Linked DNA regions of Homo sapiens: region 2 is linked to region 1. The links are chromatin loops, found by intact Hi-C in ENCODE. Cell type or tissue: mammary epithelial cell. All regions are shown on one strand. Each heading gives the region's core, and the rest is flanking DNA. Links, peaks and the distances in the headings are about the cores only.

Evidence for each region. Hi-C counts contacts between places; a loop is a spot of excess contacts. Peaks named below come from ENCODE experiments on the same cell type or tissue, not always from the same donor. Only the 100,000 strongest peaks of a DNase experiment are listed, where the experiment ranks them.
Region 2: a loop joins it to region 1, with 11 times the contacts of the local background. A loop is called at or near these places in 10 of 110 quality-filtered maps.

Annotation. Positions count from the first base shown.
Region 1 is chr7:25,889,910-25,895,332 of GRCh38, forward strand. No RefSeq gene overlaps it. Among named protein-coding and RNA genes, the nearest start is that of MIR148A, 57 kb to the right of the region's middle. RefSeq lists enhancers at 3,078-3,157, 5,351-5,423. In mammary epithelial cell, for the core only: a CTCF peak has its summit at 3,096 (motif pointing right); a DNase peak (open chromatin) is centred at 3,142; H3K4me3 peaks cover 252 bases; H3K27ac peaks cover 305 bases.
Region 2 is chr7:27,141,478-27,145,338 of GRCh38, forward strand. The region is part of intron 1 of HOXA3 (homeobox A3); the gene reads right to left. HOXA5 (homeobox A5) reads right to left here and starts at 2,204. Exons shown (of 2, transcript NM_019102.4): 1 at 1,569-2,204; 2 at 1-608. The coding sequence starts at 2,130. The coding sequence ends at 358. The region is part of intron 1 of HOXA-AS3 (HOXA cluster antisense RNA 3); the gene reads left to right. In mammary epithelial cell, for the core only: a CTCF peak has its summit at 2,455 (motif pointing left); DNase peaks (open chromatin) are centred at 2,274, 2,964, 3,274, 3,594 and 1 weaker place; H3K4me3 peaks cover 2,390 bases; H3K27ac peaks cover 2,408 bases.

The sequences.
Region 1 (5,423 bases), core at 1,668-4,167:
CTCACTTATCAGTGACTGTCTGGTGGGACATCTGACAGACGTGCAGGAGGCAGGACAGCCTTTGGCTGTCAGAGGACAGTGTGGAGAGGAGCATGGTGGCATTCCTCCAGGCATTACTCTTAGGCATTCTGGGATCTCCAGCAACACTGGCCTCTGCCCACGGAATATCTTCATTGCCCACTCAATTTTATGATGACAAAAACGTCAGTCCAAATTTCCAAAACACCATAGGGTTGATACCCACACCCCTCTGAGAAGCTCTGCCCGTGCCCCAAGCTCCTTCGGTGCATGGACCTCCTTGTATCTACAGTCCTGACGCAGTCCTCTGGCTGCAGGTGGTGAGCCCTCGACCCATGCTGATGAGTGGGGGAAGGAAGGAACAAACAAGCAACAGGAAGACGTTGTACAAAGAATTAAACGACACCAAACTTACTCATAAAACCCTCCAGAGACCAGGATTTTAGTCCCAGCACCCAGTACTAGGTTGGCATGGGAATGAAGTCAAACTCATTCAGTCTCTCATTGTTTCCATGTTTGTATAAAAATGAATATTTTTATATTTATGTATAAAGAGGAATGAATTAATTTACTTCCTAAAAATACATAAACACATACACACATATATATTCAAACAATGCTAAAACCTGAAAACAGCACATAGTATTAACTAATTACAGCTATATACAATTTCTGTCAATACACTGAAAAATTTTGATGTGAATTTAGAGATGCAGAGAAGTTGTTGTTTTTGAGATTTTTAAACCTTTAAAACTGAATACAGGATAATTTTTCTTTACTGCAGAGAATAAACATGGAAACCACTATTTGTCTTTCCCGTGCTACAGAACAGCGAACCAGAATCTGAAAGACATTTTTCATCCATAAAGTCAATAATCAATACCACCTAAAAACAGGAGTTGAGTTTGTGCTAAGGGTGTTAAGTAGGTTGCCTTGTTTAGTCCTCAGGACTCTGCAAACAAAGCATCTCATCCCTATTCTGCAGATGAGCAAATGCAGGCGCAGAGAAGTTGGTGATGAAACTGAAACCCTAATCCAGGTCTTTCTGACTCAGAGGCCAGTTCTGTCAACCACTACTTTGTCCTCCCACTTGGCTAGAATGAGGACACTAATGCCCCTAATTCAACTGTACGTTACAAAACAAGTTTTCAGTCCCAGAATCACAGTATTATGGGAAATATTTGGGTTCCTTTACCATTTTTTAGTTCTGTCATCACCAAAGCAAGAAGATGTTGGCAGAGCTGTCCCCAGCCATTCTCCTTGTCCTTCATTTGATGGCTATTTTCTAGCACCTTCCATGCACATGAACCATGGTGACAAGGTTCACATGGGCTGTCAGCAGGACACAGTCCTGCCTTTGTGGAGCTAGAAGAAGGAGCAGACATTAATCGTATAATCATATAAAAATATACATAACCAGATGCTATAAGATGGTTTGGAGTTGCCATGAGATTATATGCAGGGGCCTGGCTTGATCTCGAGCTTTTATGATGTGAATCATTTTCCCTTTAATAAAAGTCAAGTATCATTTACAAGGCACTTGCAATGTGCCAGCCCCTCTGCCAATCACATCCTATACACCTTCTCCAATCCTGGAAAGTAGTTTCATCATGCCCAGTTCACTGGGGAAAACACTGAGGCTTCAAGAGGTCAGGAAACCCGCCCAAAGTTGGCAGTGGGCAAGCCAGCCTTTCAGGGAGGTCTTGCCAAGTGCCGAAGCTCCAGTCTCTTCTCTGCTCTGCACTCCTGCCTGCAAGGGTCTTCATAAACGTTGGTGACTATTGTCACAAAGCGAGAAGAATTTGAGACATGCACTGTCCTTCCACTGAGAATCTGTGGTCAACCTCAGCTGGCTCCCCTCCAACCCATGTTCTCTGGGCTACTGGGCTGCACGTATCCCTCTCTGGCCTAAACCCTGCAGAGCACTCCAGGCTCTTGTTATAAAACTGTTTGGCTCAGTAGAGCATGTTGGGGACCCTCTCTAGGTTGACCTCTCCTCCCCTCCATATCCCTGCTCCAAAGAAGTGCTCTGCTGGCCCTTCCTGTGTCTGTGATGCCCTGCATCTCTTGCCCACCTGGCTGACTCCTATCTTCCAAGGTCATGTCCTCCAGGGAGGCCTCCCCTGATTCCTTCAATCTCACAGGCTCCTTCCTGCATGCTCTCTTTCCAGCGCAGCCTGCATCCCCTGGACTGCAAATGGCGGGTGTTGCCAACATGTCCCCCTCCTGGGCCTGGAGCTCCTGAGGGTCAGGGATTCCACCCAGGCCAGGCCTAAGCCCAGTCCCTGGTGCTCAGAGCCACCCATTAAATACCTACAAATTGAATTAAATTGACTTTCATCTTCACAGAAGGTGGTGAAAGAAGACCCTTCTTTTTTCATAGCACTTTACCATGTTGGCTGCAGCATTTAGAGTTAAGCCAGATTCATTAACAAATACTAACAATCTAAAACTCTCAGTGATTGCCTTACACCATTTTCACTTGCCAAATATGTATAATTTGACTAGTTTCCCCTTCCTCAAAATATGAACATCCTTATGGAATAAATTTCAACACTTTTTTAACATAAAAAATACTGTCTTTTAGAATATTTTAATTTTATTCATAATCTTTATTCTATTTCATAGACTAGCTCACATGTCTTTTATTTAACTGAATGGGTATCAAGAAAAAATAAAGAATGGTTCAGTTATTACATGTGATAATTAATTTCTGAAATTAAAAAATGTCCTCTGTCCAATTGATTTGCAAAGAATAGCTTAATGGACAAAAGAAACTGCATAATATGCCTTCTGGAAAAAAAGCCAATAATTTTTTGGAGCTAAAAGGCTTCTTTTCAAGATAATGATTCGTTTCAATTTTTAAATCTTATACCAGGGTTAATATAAAATTATTTTTACATTGTGCTGGTAACCCATTTGAAAAAAGGCCTGAAAGAAAGTAGTCCCAGCTTCCTGCGTCCCCCACTTCCCCTCCAAATCAGCCAGGGCCCCAAAGTCCCGGACTCAAATAAATCAAGATTATGCTAATAACTAGAGCTAGGTGCAATGGCAGACTTTGACAATTCCAGGCAAAAGACACCAGAGGGCACTACAGGACCACGTTTTGTAATTTCAGGCGCCATTTTACCCTTGGATTTGAACAATAATTTCTTAAAAAACTGTTAACCTTCTGAGATCCGTATGTGGATTTATTTATTGCTTTCAATATCTTATCGCCACTAAGCTTAACTAGCTAGGCTTGGAAGGTTATTTTAAAGGACAATGCCCTAAAAAGGCAGACACAATTGGGCTTCCTCTTTATTTTACCTTCCTATAGAATGTCGGCATGTGTATGAGCGTGTATGAGCGTGTGTGTGTGTGTGTGTGTGTGTGTGTGTGTGTGTGTGTGTGTTTAGCAAACATTTATGATTGAAGAAACCATTCAGGGAATCCAAAAACTAAAATGCAGGATTCCACTGCCTCCCCTCCACCCACCCCGCAAAAAAAAAAAAAAAAAAGTGACGTTTCAGGCCAAAAAATTGTTTTCGTTGTTATTACTTCTGTAACTGTCTTCAATCACCTATTAATTTAACCAGCAAATATTTATTGAAGCCCCTAATGTGCCAGTCCCTGGGCACACCATGATACCTGAGCCACATCTCACCCTGCAGGGTCTCACCCATGATGAGAAGGCAGTTCTCTTTACTCCTGTCAGCCAGATTTAGTCTTAGAGCATCAATATCCATAAGTGAAAAGTGACACTTCAGCTTAGATTATTTCTCTTTTCACTGCCCTTCAGAAAAATTTTTTTTTTTTTCAGAAGAAAATAGGATTTTAAAATCACTGCTTTCTAGATGTGACCATCTCAGCCTGAGCAAGAAGGATCAAAACTCTCTTGCTGGAACTGCCTTCTCAGTGACTGAATTTTTATGAATCAAATAAAATGGTTGCTTGTGGGTTTGGGGAATGCTTTTTTTCCTTCCAAAGTCCCATATTGATTAGAATGAACTACATCGAAATTTAACAAGTGACAGAAGAAAGTGCCACCACTCTTGGCGTCTAATGAAGCTGTTGGGCAGTGCTGCCATCCAGAGTGGGGGAAATGGGACACAGGAAGTCTGTTTCCTCCTCCCCCAACAATACTCCCAGCCCCATTGGTTTGTACAAACAAACATGTGAGACCACGTGGTAACATAGACAAGTTACATTCCTTACCTCAGGTAATACCCACAAGATAGCCCCATTTACCAGCTGAGCAAACTGAGGCTAAAGGTTACTTCTTTGCCCAAGGTCACACTGCCAATATCCAAACCCAAGTCTGTCCACCTCCAAAGATCATGTGCCTTCTGCTACCCAGTGTAAATAACCCAAAAGAACTCAAAGACTGTTTTCTTTGAAGATAGGTGAGGCAGACACTGCTGTGTGCTTGCCCCGAGCCATCCTATCTGCTTCCTGTGCACACAGCTGGACTACATTTCCCAGCTCCCCTTGGGGGAAGGTTGGCCCTGAGAGTGGCGTCTAGCTAGTGGAATGTGAGTGGCAGTGAGGCCTGCCCACCTCCTGCACAGTCCTTCATTCTCTCTCTCTACCTGTCACAGCCAGATGCAGAGTACTCAGCAGCAAACATTAAGGCCCTTAGGGATGGTGGGGCCACAGAATGAAAGGTGCCTGGGTCCCTGAATCACTGCATGGAAGCTGTCCAAGAAACGCTTTCAGTGGTCCAAGAGCAAGAAATAACTTGTTTTGTGTTAAGCCACTGTGACACGGGGTTGCTTGTTAAACAGTTAGCCTTTGATACATAATACACAAGGAAAGAAAATGGCTTCTGTGAAGGTGTCCATTTGCCCACCAGGGGACTTGCCTAGTTCTGTGGTGGTGAATTTGTTCACAATTTCCCTGGGCGTCAGGAAAAGAAGACATTGAGCTAAGTGATCTCTAAGGTCTTTCCCCGACCTGAGAAAAGCCTGTGGTTCTGTGGTTCCCCTCTCTCACCCGCCGGATCCCGTCTCCCACCACTCATATCTGCAGGGGCCAGCTAAGTTACCTGGACCAGGAGGGACTTAGCCCAAACTCCTACCCACCCAGGAGTCTTCCTTCCCACATAACACCTTCCCTGTACTCTGCTGGGCAGCTATACACAGATATGCCCCCTCGGCAGTGGCAGCAATATGTAAGATGCCCCGGCAGGAGGACGGGGGGCTTCACATGGCCTTGTGCCACCTGTCCCAACTTTCCCTGCCCCCTGTGTAGCCTGTGTGGGAAGATGAGCACCTTCCTCCAAGAAAAAGGCTGGGTATAGACCAAGACCTGGAAAACTGCTGGGTATCCGAAGAGTGAATATGAGGAATTCTGCTCTTTGAAAGCACTGCTTCTTCGACTGATGTCACTAACATCCATGAAATATCATCCTTAAGCTATTTTAA
Region 2 (3,861 bases), core at 1,362-3,861, 1.3 Mb after region 1:
AACACACAACATTGGCACTAAACGAGATTGAAGGGGGACTTTTTGTGTGTTTTTTTTTCTCTTTTCTTTTTTTGTTATAGTTACTTCAAGTAACACAGCTTGCTTCATATAAATAAGTTAAAACATCTATTTTTTTTCAAGACAAAGCCATTCAGGACAAAGAGATGAACAGAAAGCAGATCTACTTATACAGGCGCTATAATGGCAATAAACAGGCTCATGATTAAAAGATGAATTAGGGCAACGAGAACAGGGCTTCTTCACAGAAGGAACACAAGGGAGTTTCAGAAAGTCACCTTAGTACTGACACTACGCGGGATCCGCTAATACTGCTCAGTACTTTAAACGCTCAGATACTCAGGGACGGAAGGCCCCTCCTGCCGCGGCCATGCTCATGCTTTTCAGCTTATTATCTTTTTTCCACTTCATTCTCCGGTTTTGGAACCAGATTTTAATTTGTCTCTCGGAGAGGCAAAGAGCATGTGCTATTTCAATCCTCCTTCTGCGGGTCAGGTAACGGTTGAAGTGGAACTCCTTCTCCAGCTCCAGGGTCTGGTAGCGCGTGTAGGCCGTCCGGGCCCTTTTGCCTTCCGGGCCGCCTATGTTGTCTGCAATAGAAAAGTCAGCGGTTTAGCCACCAACTCCTGTCTTCCAAAGTCCGCCAGGGGGACAAGCTTGGGTCATGAGCAGGGAACCCAGGCGAAAAGCTCAACAAGTTCTGCCTACCAGCCCGCACACCCCTCCCGAATTTCCTTCTCTCTTCCTTTCTAGAAAGAAAACAATACGATTTGGACCCTGGGAACAATCTGCCCATCTGAGGCTGGGGCCGTGTCCCGGCGGACTCCGGCTTTCCCTGGCCCCTCTCCTGCCCCCTCCGCCCTGCCCCGGGCGCCCCGATCGGGAGGCACAGCCCTCCCAGGCTGCCCACCGCACAGAAACCCAGGAAGCAAGGCCCTTTCCTGAGCGCCCAAGTGGCCTTCGGGTCACCCTCCCTCAAAGTTCCAGCCCCGAGAGCCGCCTCCCGTTTCCAGCCTGCAGGGTTGGGGAGCCTGTTTTCTTTTTCTTCCCTTTCCTTCTCTCTCCCTCCTGCCCCCAAAATTCAGAATCCTGCAGGCTCTCGCCTCGATTCTTTCCCCCAAGCCCCTTTTCGGGGGCTGTAATTAGTAACGCTGTTTCCCCAGCGTAGCCCTCCTCATAAATTATCCGCCGTGACAAGCCCGATTCACGGCTGCTACAGCCATCCTCTACCTCTCTGCGCCTTGCTCGGCTGGCCTGACCCGGGAGCGCGTCCCAAGGCGTGGGGTTCCAGAGGGGTTTTTTGCTTCCTCCCCCTTCCAACGTCTAAACTGTCCCAGAGAACGCCCATTTCCCCCACTATTTGTGAGCGCAGGGTGCTCGCAAAGAAGAGGAGGAAGGAGGAAGGCAGGGGAGGGAGAACGGCAAGGAGAGCTCCGCAGGGCTGGGAGAAATGAGACCAAGAGAGACTGGGAGAGGGCGGCAGAGAAGAGAGGGGGGACCGAGAGCCGCGTCCCCGCGGTCGCGTGGATTTAGAAAAAGGCTGGCTTTACCATGACTTATGTGCAGCTTGCGCATCCAGGGGTAGATCTGGGGTTGGGCGGGCGGCGCCGGGCTCGGCTCGCTCTGCGCACTCGCCTGCTCGCTGCTGGCAGGGGCGTCCTCCTCGGCTCCGGACGCCGTGCCAACCCCCTCTCTGCTGCTGATGTGGGTGCTGCCGGCGTCGGCCGAGGCGCCGCTGGAGTTGCTTAGGGAGTTTTTCCCGCCGTGGTGGCTGTCGCTGCCGGGCGAGGGGGCCACGGCGGAGCAGGGCAGCGGATCGGGCTGAGGAGAGTGCGTGGACGTGGCCGGCTGGCTGTACCTGGGCTCGGCGGGCGCCGCGCTGGCGCTGGCAGCGTAGCTGCGGGCGCGCTCTCCGGAGCCAAAGTGGCCGGAGCCCGAGCGGCCGACGCTGAGATCCATGCCATTGTAGCCGTAGCCGTACCTGCCGGAGTGCATGCTCGCCGAGTCCCTGAATTGCTCGCTCACGGAACTATGATCTCCATAATTATGCAACTGGTAGTCCGGGCCATTTGGATAGCGACCGCAAAATGAGTTTACAAAATAAGAGCTCATTTGTTTTTTGATATGTGTGCTTGATTTGTGGCTCGCGGTCGTTTGTGCGTCTATAGCACCCTTGCACAATTTATGATGAATTATGGAAATGACTGGGACATGTACTTGGTTCCCTCCTACGTAGGCACCCAAATATGGGGTACGACTTCGAATCACGTGCTTTTGTTGTCCAGTCGTAAATCCTGCCTGATGACCTCTAGAGGTAAACTCGTGCACTAATAGGGGAGTTGGGTGGAGGCGAGGGGGGTGGCGCGCGCGCCCCGGGCGCGTGCCCGCCGCCAGTTGCCGCCGTTCAGCCGGACTCGAGCGCCACCCGCTGGAGGCAGGGCTCATCGCCCAGCTTCCGACCGGGGGCTGCAAGGGCCGGGGTCGAATTGAGGTTACAGCCCATTATGGCAAAATTATTGCATTTCCCTCGCAGTTCCATTAGGATGTACCAATTGTTAGGCCGTCAGCTGCCGATCGCGCGCCCGGCGAGGATGCAGAGGATTGGGGGGAGGTGGTGACTTGCATTTTATTTACAACAACTTTATTTCCCCCGTTTTGCAGCCCCTCTTATTTTTGTGTCGAGGTTGGGGTCGGTACTGACCGTCCTGCCAGCAGCTCTGAATTTTGAAAATACAGATATCACCTTCGGGGAAGGGGGAAAGCCATTTAGCCAATTGGAGAAATAAATCCTGCCCGCAGCAGCAGCAGCTACAATTACGGCTCTGTTTTTGCGAGCGCATGAGGGACAGTGTCCCTGCCGCTCTTAAATGACAGGCGTCTATTAAAGATAGCTTTTGTGTAGTGTTTCTCCAAGGCGAGGTCAAATTCCATACACTTTTATAACCGTAGTCGATTTTTCTTTCGTGTGAATATGGTTTTCGTGTCATTAGTTTGCGATTTGATTTGCTTACGTATCCAGCCTGGAAAATCTTCATCACAGGGTCCGGTTCCTCGAGCCAGCCGGGCCCCAAGTCGGAGGGTTCTCCTTGAACCCAGCGAGTGGGCCCAGGCTCCCTGCAGCCACAGAGGCTGCCTGGGGTCTGGGGATCCGTGGGGCGGGTTACTGGGGTCTTGCTTAGACCTCCAGGAGTAAAATGAGGGCGATAATGGAAGCATTCCTTGGCAGTGCCTAGTATCTCTGTAGTTATTTTCCACGGCTCCGAAAGACTCAAGTAAATCACAAATATAGCTGAGAGGCAAGTGGAGTCTCCCCGCTGGAGGCCCGGCGTTGCAGGCGCCCCTGGCACGTCTGGAAGCCAGGACTCTGGCGGCTCCCATGGCCCTGGGCCCCTCGTTGGGTCCTGAACGCTGCTGTGGCGGCGACGCGGGCGCTATCGGAGGCTGGGAGCGGGAATCCGGAGCCGGGAGCCTACCCCGGGCTGTAATGTTCCACCCGCGCCCAGGTTAACTCGCCTCGGCTGAGGCTGCTTCTCTTCCACTGACGGTTGCACACGCGGGACCGAGAGACTGGGCTCTGTTGGGGCCCCCTTTGTTCCTCGAGCTTCCTTCCTGTTCTGGGAGGCGGCTTGGGAGGCCGCGACAAGGCCGGGCTCCAGCTCTTAGACCCCCTCTTTCCACTGGCCAGAGATGATTTGATGATGCCCTTCGGGACTTACTGGCGAGGGACTTAGGCAGAGACGCCCAGACACGAAACGGGGCTCGGCCCAGGGCTCTTTCCTCCCCAGCAGCCCCGCGTCCCGAGGTCGGGGAGCTCAGAGACACTAGCACAGGAGCCCCAGACGC